Regions from separate parts of the Homo sapiens genome. Here region 1 is linked to region 2. A link is an interaction called in ENCODE POLR2A ChIA-PET data of the cell type or tissue named here. Cell type or tissue: PC-9. All regions are shown on one strand. Links, peaks and the distances in the headings refer to the core of each region. The heading gives the core; the rest is flanking DNA. Region 1 has its middle 22 kb from the start of SRSF1. Region 2 overlaps CUEDC1 (CUE domain containing 1).

Evidence for each region. Peaks named below come from ENCODE experiments on the same cell type or tissue, not always from the same donor. Only the 100,000 strongest peaks of a DNase experiment are listed, where the experiment ranks them.
Region 1: POLR2A ChIA-PET joins it to region 2 with 10 read pairs; 4 of 35 experiments call an interaction of 5 or more read pairs at or near these places.

The regions. Positions count from the first base shown.
Region 1 is chr17:58,026,559-58,031,938 of GRCh38, forward strand. No RefSeq gene overlaps it. Among named protein-coding and RNA genes, the nearest start is that of SRSF1, 22 kb to the left of the region's middle. In PC-9, for the core only: no CTCF peak of the experiment used is centred there; no DNase peak of the experiment used is centred there.
Region 2 is chr17:57,897,623-57,903,002 of GRCh38, forward strand. The region is part of intron 1 of CUEDC1 (CUE domain containing 1); the gene reads right to left. Among named protein-coding and RNA genes, the nearest start is that of CUEDC1-AS1, 12 kb to the right of the region's middle. RefSeq lists a silencer at 1,346-1,640 and enhancers at 1,572-2,243, 2,244-2,914, 4,559-4,608. In PC-9, for the core only: no CTCF peak of the experiment used is centred there; DNase peaks (open chromatin) are centred at 2,399 and 3,849; H3K27ac peaks cover 2,341 bases.

The sequences.
Region 1 (5,380 bases), core at 316-5,315, 130 kb after region 2:
GACATTGGATGCAGGGAACAAGAGGTTTACAGAGAGAGACAAAGGAATTTTCAGCATGATATCAAGGAACAGATCCAGGACAACGATTCTATAGCTTCGTTAGAGGACTGCTTTATTTTATTATTTTATTCTATTCTATTCTATATTTTATTTTATTTTTTATTTTATTTTATATTTTTTGAGACGGCGTCTGACTCTGGTGCCCAGGCTGGAGTACAGTGGCGCCATCTCAGCTCACTGCAACCTCTGCCTCCCAGGTTCAAGTGATTCTCCTGCCTCAGCCTCCTGAGTAGCTGGGATTACAGGCACGTGCCACCACACCCAGCTAATTTTTGAATTTTTAGTAGAGATGGATTTTCGCCAGGCTAGTCTCAAACTCCTGATCTCAGGTGATCCGCCTGCCTCTGCCTCTCAAAGTGCTGGGATTACAGGTGTGAGCCACCACGCCTGGCCAAGGACTGCTAGTTTAGATTGGAGGGGTGACCATGGAAAACTGCAGGTGTGGTATCTCTGGGCAGGAGGTGGGGAGAGAAGGAACTGGTAGATCATCTGACAGCATTGACCAACTGACCGTGTAAAACTTGCATGAAAACACTTCAATGTTGGGTAGTGTTGCAAGATTTAACTATAAGTTTAAGGTAATCTAAGTGCATGAAAAATGGGATCGATACATTCATACAGTGGAATATTGCTTAGCAATAAAAATGAATGAGCTATCAAACCATGAAAAGATATGGAAAAATCTTAAATGCATATTGCTAAGTGAAAGAGAGGAGTCTGAAAAAACTGCATGCTGTATTTCAATTATATGACATTTTGGAAAAGGCAAAATTACTGAAATGGTAAACAGATCAGTGGTCAACAGGGTCTCAAGGAGGAAGGTTGAATAGGTGAAGCAATCAGGGTTTTTTGGGGAGATGAAATGATTCTGCATGACACTGTAATAGTGAACATGAGACATTAGGCATTTGTTAAAACCCTAAAACTACTATACAAAAAGTAAAGTTTAATGTATGAAAATTTAAATCATTTAGGAGGTTGGGGGAACTCAGCACGAAATGCAGAATGTGACAAAGGAATCTAAATGTGTTGCGAACATACAAAGCAATCTTTCCAGAGAGGATGAGGGAATAAGGGTCTGACCTCTGTAACTTTGGAAATGAGTGGAGTCTGTAATTATAAGGCAAAAGGCATTCTATATAAACACCGTAAATATACTAGTTAATTAAAAAAAAACTAGTTGTTTCTCACAGGGATACAGGTTAAGAATTCCAAAATCATTATACATGTATATTGGAATTGAACAATTAAGAAAATGGATGGCCAATGGTGAAAGTGGGGTTCTCTTTGTTAGAAGGAAAGCTTACAGACAAGCAAGAGGCAGAGGCTAGAATAATCTGTGTGGTAATTAGAATTAGAGAAATCAGCATGAACTCGTGTTTACCTTAATATGGTTTGGATGTATGTCTCCACCAAAGCTCATGTTGAAATGAGATCCCCAATGTTAGAGGTGGAGCCTGATGAGAAATGTTTGGGTCTTGGGTGTGGATCCTTCATGAATGGATTGGTGCTGTCCTTGTGATAATGGGTGAGTTCTTGCTCAGTTAGTTCATGTGAGATCTGGTTGTTTAAAAGAGCCTGGGGCCAGGCGTGGTGGCTCACGCCTATAATCCCAGCATTTTGGGAAGCCAAGGCAGGCGGATCACGAGGTCAGGAGTTCCAGACCAGCCTGGCCAATATGGTGAAACTCCGTTTCCAGACCAGCCTGGCCCATATGGTGAAATTCCGTCTCTACTGAAAATACAAAAATTAGCCAGGTGTGGTGGTGTGTGCCTGTAGTCCCAGCTACTTGGGAAGCTGAGGAAGAAGAATCGCTTGAACCCAGGATGTGGAGGTTGCAGTGAGCCAAGATTGTGCCACTGCACTCCAGCCTGGGTGACAGATCAAGACTCTGTCTCAAAAACAAAACTAAACAAAACCAAACCATGAGGATTTAATAAAAGGACTCCTAAAGCTCTTTGCCAGAAAGAAGCCCCACTGCCACCCAGAGAAGGCAGAGGCAGGGAGAATTGCTTGAACCCAGGAGGCAGAGGCTGCAGTGAGCCAAGATCACATGGCTGCACTCCAGCCTGGGTGACAGAGCAAGTCTCTGCCTCAAAAAAAAAAAAAAAAAAAAAAGAGTCTGGGACCTCCCACTTTCTCTCTCTCTCTTGCTCTCTCTCTTGCCATGTGACATGCTTGCTGCTGCTTCACCATCCACCATGAGTAAAAGCTCCTTGGGGCCTCACCAGAAGCCAAGCAGATGCTAGTGTCATGCTTTCTATACAGCCTGCAGAATCTTGAGCCAACTGAATCTTTTTTCTTTATAAATTACCCAGCCTTAGGTATTTCTTTTTAGTAATGCAAAAACTGACTAACACAGATGGCTACATATATATATATTTATAAATATGCATATATATATATATACACACACATGTTAGTATACACACATATCTCTCCTTGCTCTGTCAGCTGAGAGGGCCTAGAAGCAAGACACCCCAGTAGCAATGAGCACACCTAGCACCCAGATCTTGGTTTCTAATACCATTCTCCAATAAAAGAGCCAGGGTTCCTTGGAAAAATGATTGATTGTAGGACTGGGACAGGAAATATACGTAATGAGTCTGGAGCATCTTTTAGTGCCGTAAAGTAAGAAAGTGCATACAAAACCAAAACCAAACTAAAAACCCACCATGAGGCCGGCCACGGTAGCTCATGGTGGTGGCATGTGCCTGTAATCCCAGCTACTCAGGAGGCTGAGGCAGGAGAATTGCTTGAACCCAGGAGGTGGAGGTTGCAGTGAGACGAGATCGCACCACTGCACTCCGGCCTGGGCAACAGAGCAAGACTCCGTCTCAAAAAAAGAAAGAAAGAAAGAAAGAAAGAAAGAAAAAAAAAAACCACCACAATAATGGGGATATGTATAAAGGATATAGGACCCAACTGACAGAGCACCCAATGGCCCAAGCTAAAACAATCTGAGAAATAACAAAGAAAAAAAATACACAAAGTAGTATTGGAGTATCACCAAAGTATAAATGATATAAATACATGATTAAATGTATTAGGAGCCCAGCCTGTGGTTTTCTTTTATAGTACAGTATAGAAATGAAGGGGGCAGGCTGGGTGTGGTGGCTCCTGCCTGTAATCCCAGCACTTTGGGAGGACGAGGCAGGTGGATCACCTGAGGTCAGGAGTTCAAGACCAGCCTGGCCAACATGGTGAAACCCTGTCTCTACTAAAAAATATAAAAATTAACCAGGTGTGGTGGTGGGTGCCTGTAGTCCCAGCTACTTGGGAGGCTGAGGCAGGGAGAATTGCTTGAACCAGGAGGCGGAGGTTGCAGTGAGCGGAGATCGCGCCACTGCACTCCAGCCTGGGTGACAGAGCGACACAACATCTAAAAAAAAAAGAAAAAAAAAAGACAAATGAAAAGGGGAAAGTAACTTTAGAGTGAAGAAAACTGATAAACTCCATCAAGCCATTCAATCAAGATTAACATCAACAATGATAAGTCATATTGATAACACGTAACCTTGGTATGGCATGATAAAAATGGCACTTTACTTCCGTGATCTTCCTCTTCAAAAATGTTACCCCTGTCTAATTACAAGAACATCAGACAAATCCTGATTGAGAGTCATTCTACAAAATGCCTGACCAGTAATCCTCAAAACTTTCAACATTATAAAAACAAAGAGAGTCTGGGAAACTATTATAACCAAGAGGAGTCTACAGAGACATGACAACTAAATGTAACAAAGTATCATGCGTGGGATCTTGGAACAGAAGAAGGACATTAGGGAAACACTGAGGAAATCTGAATGAAGTATTAACTTTAGTTAATAACAATGTATCATTAGTGTTTCATTAATTGTGACAGATATACCCACTAATGTAATATGAGAAACTGGGTGTGGGGTATATGGGATCTTTCTGTTTTATCTTCTCAACAACTCTGTGAACTAAAACTATTCTAAAATTTTAAGAGTTTATTTTTAACAATGAGGCAATATTGATTCTAAGAGAACCAAATGAACAAAAAATGAAGAAAAATCATAGTAAAACATTGGCTCAACCTTGAGCAATATTTACATCATCATCATAATTAAAATGTAAAACATGGGCCGGGTGCAGTGGCTCATGCCTGTAATCCCAGCACTTTGGAAAGCTGAGGCGGGTGGATCATGAGGTCAAGAGATCAAGACCATCCTGGCCAACATAGTGAAACCCCGTCTTTACTGAAAATACAAAAATTAGCCAGGCGGGGTGGCACGTGCCTGTAGTCCCTACAGCTACTCAGGAGGCTGAGGCAGGAGAATTGCTTGAACTTGGGAGGCAGAGGTTGCAGTGAGCCGAGATCGCGCCACTGCACTCCAGCCTGGCAACAGAACGAGACTCCGTCTCAAAAAAAAAAAAATAAAAAGTAAAACATGAATCCAAGCAAAATTGTGATATAAGTATATTTGGAAATAGGATGGGGGCTGTAAGAGAGTTAAACATTCTCATCTACCATAATAGGAAGTCATAGATGTTGTCTGCAATTGATGAAACAAGAGAGCAATATGCTATAGAAATATGGAAGTAATTACTAGAACTAAAAGATTGGAAATGCATGCTACTAGGAACTGATGGGGAACTATAGTTATTGTTGTTAAGCCTTAAATTATTATTTCATTTTTAAATTTTTATTTTTTTTATTTTTGAGACAGAGTCTCACTCTATTGCACAGACTGGAGTGCAGTGGTGTCATCTCAGCTCACTGCAACCTCAGCCTCCCTGGCTCAAGCCATCCTCCCACCTCAGCCCCCCAAGTAGCTGGGACTACAGACACATGCCACCACACCTGGCTAATTTTGTTGTTGTTGTTGCTGTTGTCATTGTTTGGTTTGTTTTGTACAGATGGGGTTTCACCATGTTACCCAAGTTGATCTTGAACTCTGAATCTGCCCACCTCAGCCTCTCAAAGTGTTGGTTTTACAGGCATGAGCTACTGCACTCAGCTTATTTCACTTTTTAAGTTATCTTTAAAAACATATTTACAGCCAGGCACAGTGGCTCACACCTGTAATCCCAGCATTTTGGGAGGCCAAGGCAGGCGGATCACGAGGTCAGGAGATCGAGACCATCCAGGCTAACATGGTGCAACTCCTTCTCTACTAAAAATACTAAAAATTAGCTGGGCGTGGTGGCATGCGCCTATAGTCCCAGCTACTTGGGAGGCTGAGGCAGGAGAATTGCTTGAACCTGGGAGGCGGAGGTTGCAGTGAGCTGAGATCGCGCCACTGCACTCTAGCCTGGGTGACAGAGTGAGACTCCATTTCAAACAAACAAACAA
Region 2 (5,380 bases), core at 252-5,251:
CCGTGCCACTGCACTCCAGCCTGGTCTCAATGAAAAAAAAAAAAAAAAAAAGTTTTTCTAGAATGTCTTTACTCTCTAATTAAAACAAAATTTTACAAAACCTGAATTATGGCCAGGCGCGGTAGCTCACGCCTGTAATCCCAGCACTTTGGGAGGCTGAGGCGGGTGAATCACGAGGTCAGGAGTTTGAGACCAGCCTGGCCAACATGGTGAAACCCCGACTCTACTAAAAATACAAAACTTAGCTGGGCGTGGTGGCAGGTGCCTGTAATCTCAGCGACTCAGGAGGCTGGAGCAGGAGAATCGCTTGAAACCAGGATGCAGAGGTTGCAATGAGCCGAGATTGCACCACTGCACTCCAGCCTGGGCGACAGTGCGAGACTAGGTCTAAAAAAATAAAAACTGAATTGTGGTAGAAAAAATCTTAAGAAAGCAAACCCCAGAGCCTCCAGGGCTTTAAAACCTTTTCAATCCTAAGAATCCCAACCCAATCCTTCCTGCTCTGATCATTTAGGCAGGCTTTCTTCAGTCACTGCACCCCATGGTGCACCCTCCAACCTTGGTCAGGGACTCACCTGCCTCCTGCTGGGGATGCAGGGAAGGAATGAGGGCCGAGTGGACAAAGTGCTGGCTCATAGCATAGCTGTTTCAGAGGTAGAACCACAGTGTGGAGGGCCTGTTGGGGCACAACAGGGCTGGGGGTCTGGCCAGGAAGCTGCCGGTGGAGGGGAGACCACAAGTTGTTTACTGGTGCTATGTCTGGGGTAGGAAGCCATGGAGCGAGTGGTCAGGAGTGGGGCTTTAGCCTGAGTGGTCAGGAGTTGGGCAGTCCTCTGCTTACCTCCTGATCCTGCAGCTTATGGGGCAAGCAGGATTGCTCTGAGCAATCTGTAATATGGGGATACATATACCTTCTCAGATGGCGCTCCTGCAGGGGATTGACTGTGGTGGGCATGCACAGCACCCCACAAGGGAAGCTGTCAGTCAGAGGCAGCTGTTAGTAAGACTCTATGAGCACGGGCCATTCACACCCCAAGGCCACATAGTTCCAAGGGGCTGATTCTAGAGTCTGGCCCAGGCGTCTGGCCTGGGAATCCAGCCCTGAAGGGAGTGAATGTGGAGCACAAAGGCCTCCCCACTCAGGGACCTCCAGGACCTCAGGCTGAGAGGGCTCAGGGACCCCAAGGGAGGAGCAGGGAGCTGGGCCAGCAGCCCTGTGCCCATTCCTGCCCATACCCTGCCCTCCAGCTAAGCTTCCAAGGGTAGGAGAAGTGATTGGAATAATGCAGGGTGCCCACTCCTAACCAGGGGAAGGAGGTGGCTTGAAGGGGCCTGTCCCCCAAGGGAGGGGCTCCATGGGCTCTGGGCAGCAGGAGCACAGGCAGAGTGGCCCTCTCAGAAATGCCTTCTCTGGCAGCTGAGGAATGTAGGCCCAGGACAGAGGAACAGAGGCTGGGAGGGAGGGGTGGCTGGCCCAGGGCTGAGCTTCAAAAGAGCAGGCAGCAGCTGCGGCTGGGAGGCCGCCCGCCTCAGGCAGCCGGGACACCATCAGAAATTCCACCCAGAGTGAGAAGGGCCCAGCCCAGACAGCAGATGGGATAATTTAGAGCCACTCACTGCTGGGCCAGCTGCACCCCCCCAACCACAGACTGCTCCCTCCACCCGGCCTCAGCCCCTGCTCCGCCTGTGTAGCAGCAGCGATCCCCTTGCACAGTCAGGGGCGCCCAGAGCCCAGCTGCCCAGGTCCCCTCTCCTGCCCATCCACATACCCACGTGCCCACACGTATACTCTGGAGCTGCCACGGTTAGGGAGGCAGGAGAAACCTCATGTTTTCACTTCCACATGGTGCATGTTGCCAGAGGTCAGAGAGCCCAGTGGCTGCAGCACTGGGATTCGAACCCAGATCGTGAGACTCCTGGCCAGTGCTCTCTCCTTGTATGGGCACATACAGCAGCACATGCCAGCACACAGCTCACATGCCTGCATGTGCTAACAGGCTCCCACTCACTGCCACACACACCAGCTCACTCAACCCCATTCACTTGCACAGTGCCACATGCTCCTCCCAGGCCCTCGCAGCCATAGGACACAGACAACACTTTAGGATTTTTTTTGAACCGTCCCACACAGCCCAGGCACTCAATGTACTACTCCCCTCTTCGCCCAACTCTGAAGCTATGTTTTTAAAATTACAGTCACTCTTCTATACACACTCGCTAGTGCGCACTGACAGCACCCTCAGCCCTCCCACAGCCCACCCTCCAAGCCACCCCCTTCATTAGGCTGATAGCAGGGCCAGATGAGGCCCTGGGATCCCTCTCTTCCCCCATCTGCACCCAGAATGGGTTTTACAGCATTGGTAAGGTCAGGCTGACCTGACTTGCAGCAAAACTGGCCAGAACCAGGAAGTGGCACACCCTGGCCAAGACACCAGCTTCCTGGTTCCCTGCAGGCCCAGCTCCTAGAAGGCAGTGCAGGGAAGGACCTCAGGCCAGCTGGGGCTGGTAGCCTCAGCCCCAAATCTAACAATCAGGGGAAGGGGGCAAGAGCTTTTAGGGGTCCCATAACCAGCTTCCTTTCGCCTCCCGAGGGCCTCAATCTCTACTTCTAGAAAATGGAGAGAAACAGTCCCTGTTTGGTCTGATCATTGAAATCTTCCAGGGATATAGGTGGGGGCTGGGGGAGCCGGTCAGGACCAGAGAAAGGCACCACTGTTCTAGGCACAAACCAGGATGAGCCCTCTGCAGAAACAGCCTGCTGCATCCTAGTCCCCCAGGGATGGAAGGGTCTGTACACTTTCTTTAGCTACAGAACCAGAACCCCTTTCTTCAAATGAAACCCTCAGCAGAAGTCCATTATGTAAAGGCATTAAACAGAAACCTGCCCTCATCCACCCCCAGCAATTATGCATCATCAGAGAAGCTGCCATTTACCAAGTGCTAGGCAAAGTACTTCTCGTGCATCACATCATTTAATCCTCGTGACAATGTAGTAGTGCAGGTTATTACCTTCCACCATCATCATCACCATTTTATAGATAGATACACTGAGTCGTGTGTGACCTAGAGGTTGTCCAGGACTGCGCCACATTGAAATTGCATGTACATGTCAAGTCTCCTGACATACCACTTACTTGCAATGCATTTTAAAGCCTGGGTTTAATCCCTCATGCTCTCATCTTTAAAGCTGTTTGCATCTCTGCCTGTTCTGCTCACTGCTACTGATGAGGCTTCAGGAAATGCAATGAGCTTTTCCATCAGTCTAAGAAGTCAAATGTTCTTTGCACTATAGCAGGTGTATCTCAGAGGACGGTGGCGACCACCTTCCTCAGACTCCCCTGAGGTGTTTGCTAAGAACCCATATTCTCTAACCCACTATTAAATCAGAATCTCTGAGAACATGCTCTGGGGATGTGCTTTCTAACAAGCTCCCTGGGTCATTCTGATACACAGTAAATTGTGAGGACCACTCTCTTGCAAGGTGATGCAGTTCAGAGACCTGGATGCTGGTTTTGGTCCCATCACTAACTAGCCAAGTGACCTCGGACACATCATTTTACCTACTGGGCCTCCAGGTTTCCATCCGGAAAATGGGAGGGTAGGACTAAATAATCTCCAAGACTCTTTTCACCTCCAACATTCTCTGTGTCCACTCTAGGTTCCCAGCTGGTCCACAGGTATACAAACTGACTTTCACAGACTGCTTGGTCCCTGTAGCAGCCAGCGCACACTGTAGACACTCATGACATAAAGTTCCTGTCTAGTTGATTTAAGGAAACCTGAAAAAATACCTTACCTCTGGCTCTAGGCCCTAAACAGATGGCTTTTGGATCATCCATGCCACCTACCCCTCCCCTGAATATTTATTTTCTTCATTCCAGCCCCAGCCGTGAGCCAACCAGGACTCTGTAAACACTGAGTCTGCACACCTGGGCTTAGTCAACAGTCATCAAACAAAGGCACTGCCAAATCACCTCACAAGCCCAAACTTGCACCTACTCTGTCTGTCACAGGGAAGCAGCCACCTGGGAGGTGTGAATGGTGTGCTCCCCTTCTCCCAACACAGAATGGGCATGAGGGATTGGGCTGTATAGAGGATGTAGCCGGAACGGCCCCAGCCTACAAATGGGTTGCAAGTTTAATTAGACTTAAGGGATATGAGAAAACAGCATGAGAAGCAGCCAGCAGTTGCAAGAATCTTCCAGAAGCAGCTAGACATTTCTCAGTCCCTTGGCTTCTTCGATAATCATCATTAAAATATGATGCACTGGCCGGGCATGGTGGCTCACACCTGTAATCCCAGCACTTTGGGAGGCCGAGGCAGGCTAATCACCTGAGGTCAGGAGTTCAAGATCGGCCTGGACAACATGGTGAAACCCCATCTCTACTAAAAATACAAAAATTAGCCAGGCGTGGTGGCAGGTGCCTGTAATCCCAGCTACTCAGGAGGCTGAGGCAGGAGAATTGCTTGAGCCCAGGAGGCAGAGGTTGCAGGGAGGCAGAGGTTGCAGGGAGCCAAGATCACGCCATTGCACTCCAGCCTGGAAGACAAGAGCGAGACTCCACCTCAGAAAAAAAAAAACAAAAAACAAAAAACAAAAAAAACCATGATGCATTCAGTGCTTGAACCTGGGAGGCGGAGGTTGCAGTGACCTGAGATCACACCACTCACTCCAGCCTGGGCAACAGAGCGAGACCTCCATCTCAAAAAGAGAAACGATGATACATTCAGGTAGTGCTTGAACACTGCTTGCTGGTGGCAAACATATGACTGACTCGTCCTGCAAGGTCTGTGTATCCCTAACAGCAGAGTTGTGGGGATTAGCAGACCCACAGCCCGGACACGGGTTGAATTGAGATTCATGCTACCTTTGTGTATGGTGAACCTGTGTGCATGTGCAAAATAACTAAAGAGGAAGGATGAACAGGAAAGGCAAGGATGAAAACCCAGCTTCCACAGGGGAAACATCTGTGAATTGTAGCCAGGATCTGCTGATACTAGTCATTTGAGAATCCCAAGATAGATTATCCTCTCACTCTGACCACACTGACTGTCCACAATGATTGTGCTTTACGTGTGCACAGCACTCAACAGCTTAAGACGTTGCGGGAAAGTCCCCGAACGCTTTGCATTCAGCCAGGCTCCAGGTTGGGCACAAACCCTATAGCAGAGAGCTGGCCCAGGTGCCATGCCATCCTCACAACAATCCTATGAAGTAGGGACTGTTATTTTGCAGAGGAGGGGATTGAAGTACAGAGGAGTTAAATACCTTGCCCCAAGTCTCGCAGCCAGGAGTAACCAGGTCAGGATTCTACCCCAGAGCCCACACTCCAACCCCTCACCATGTTGTCACCCCACTTACAATAATGAATCTCTGCA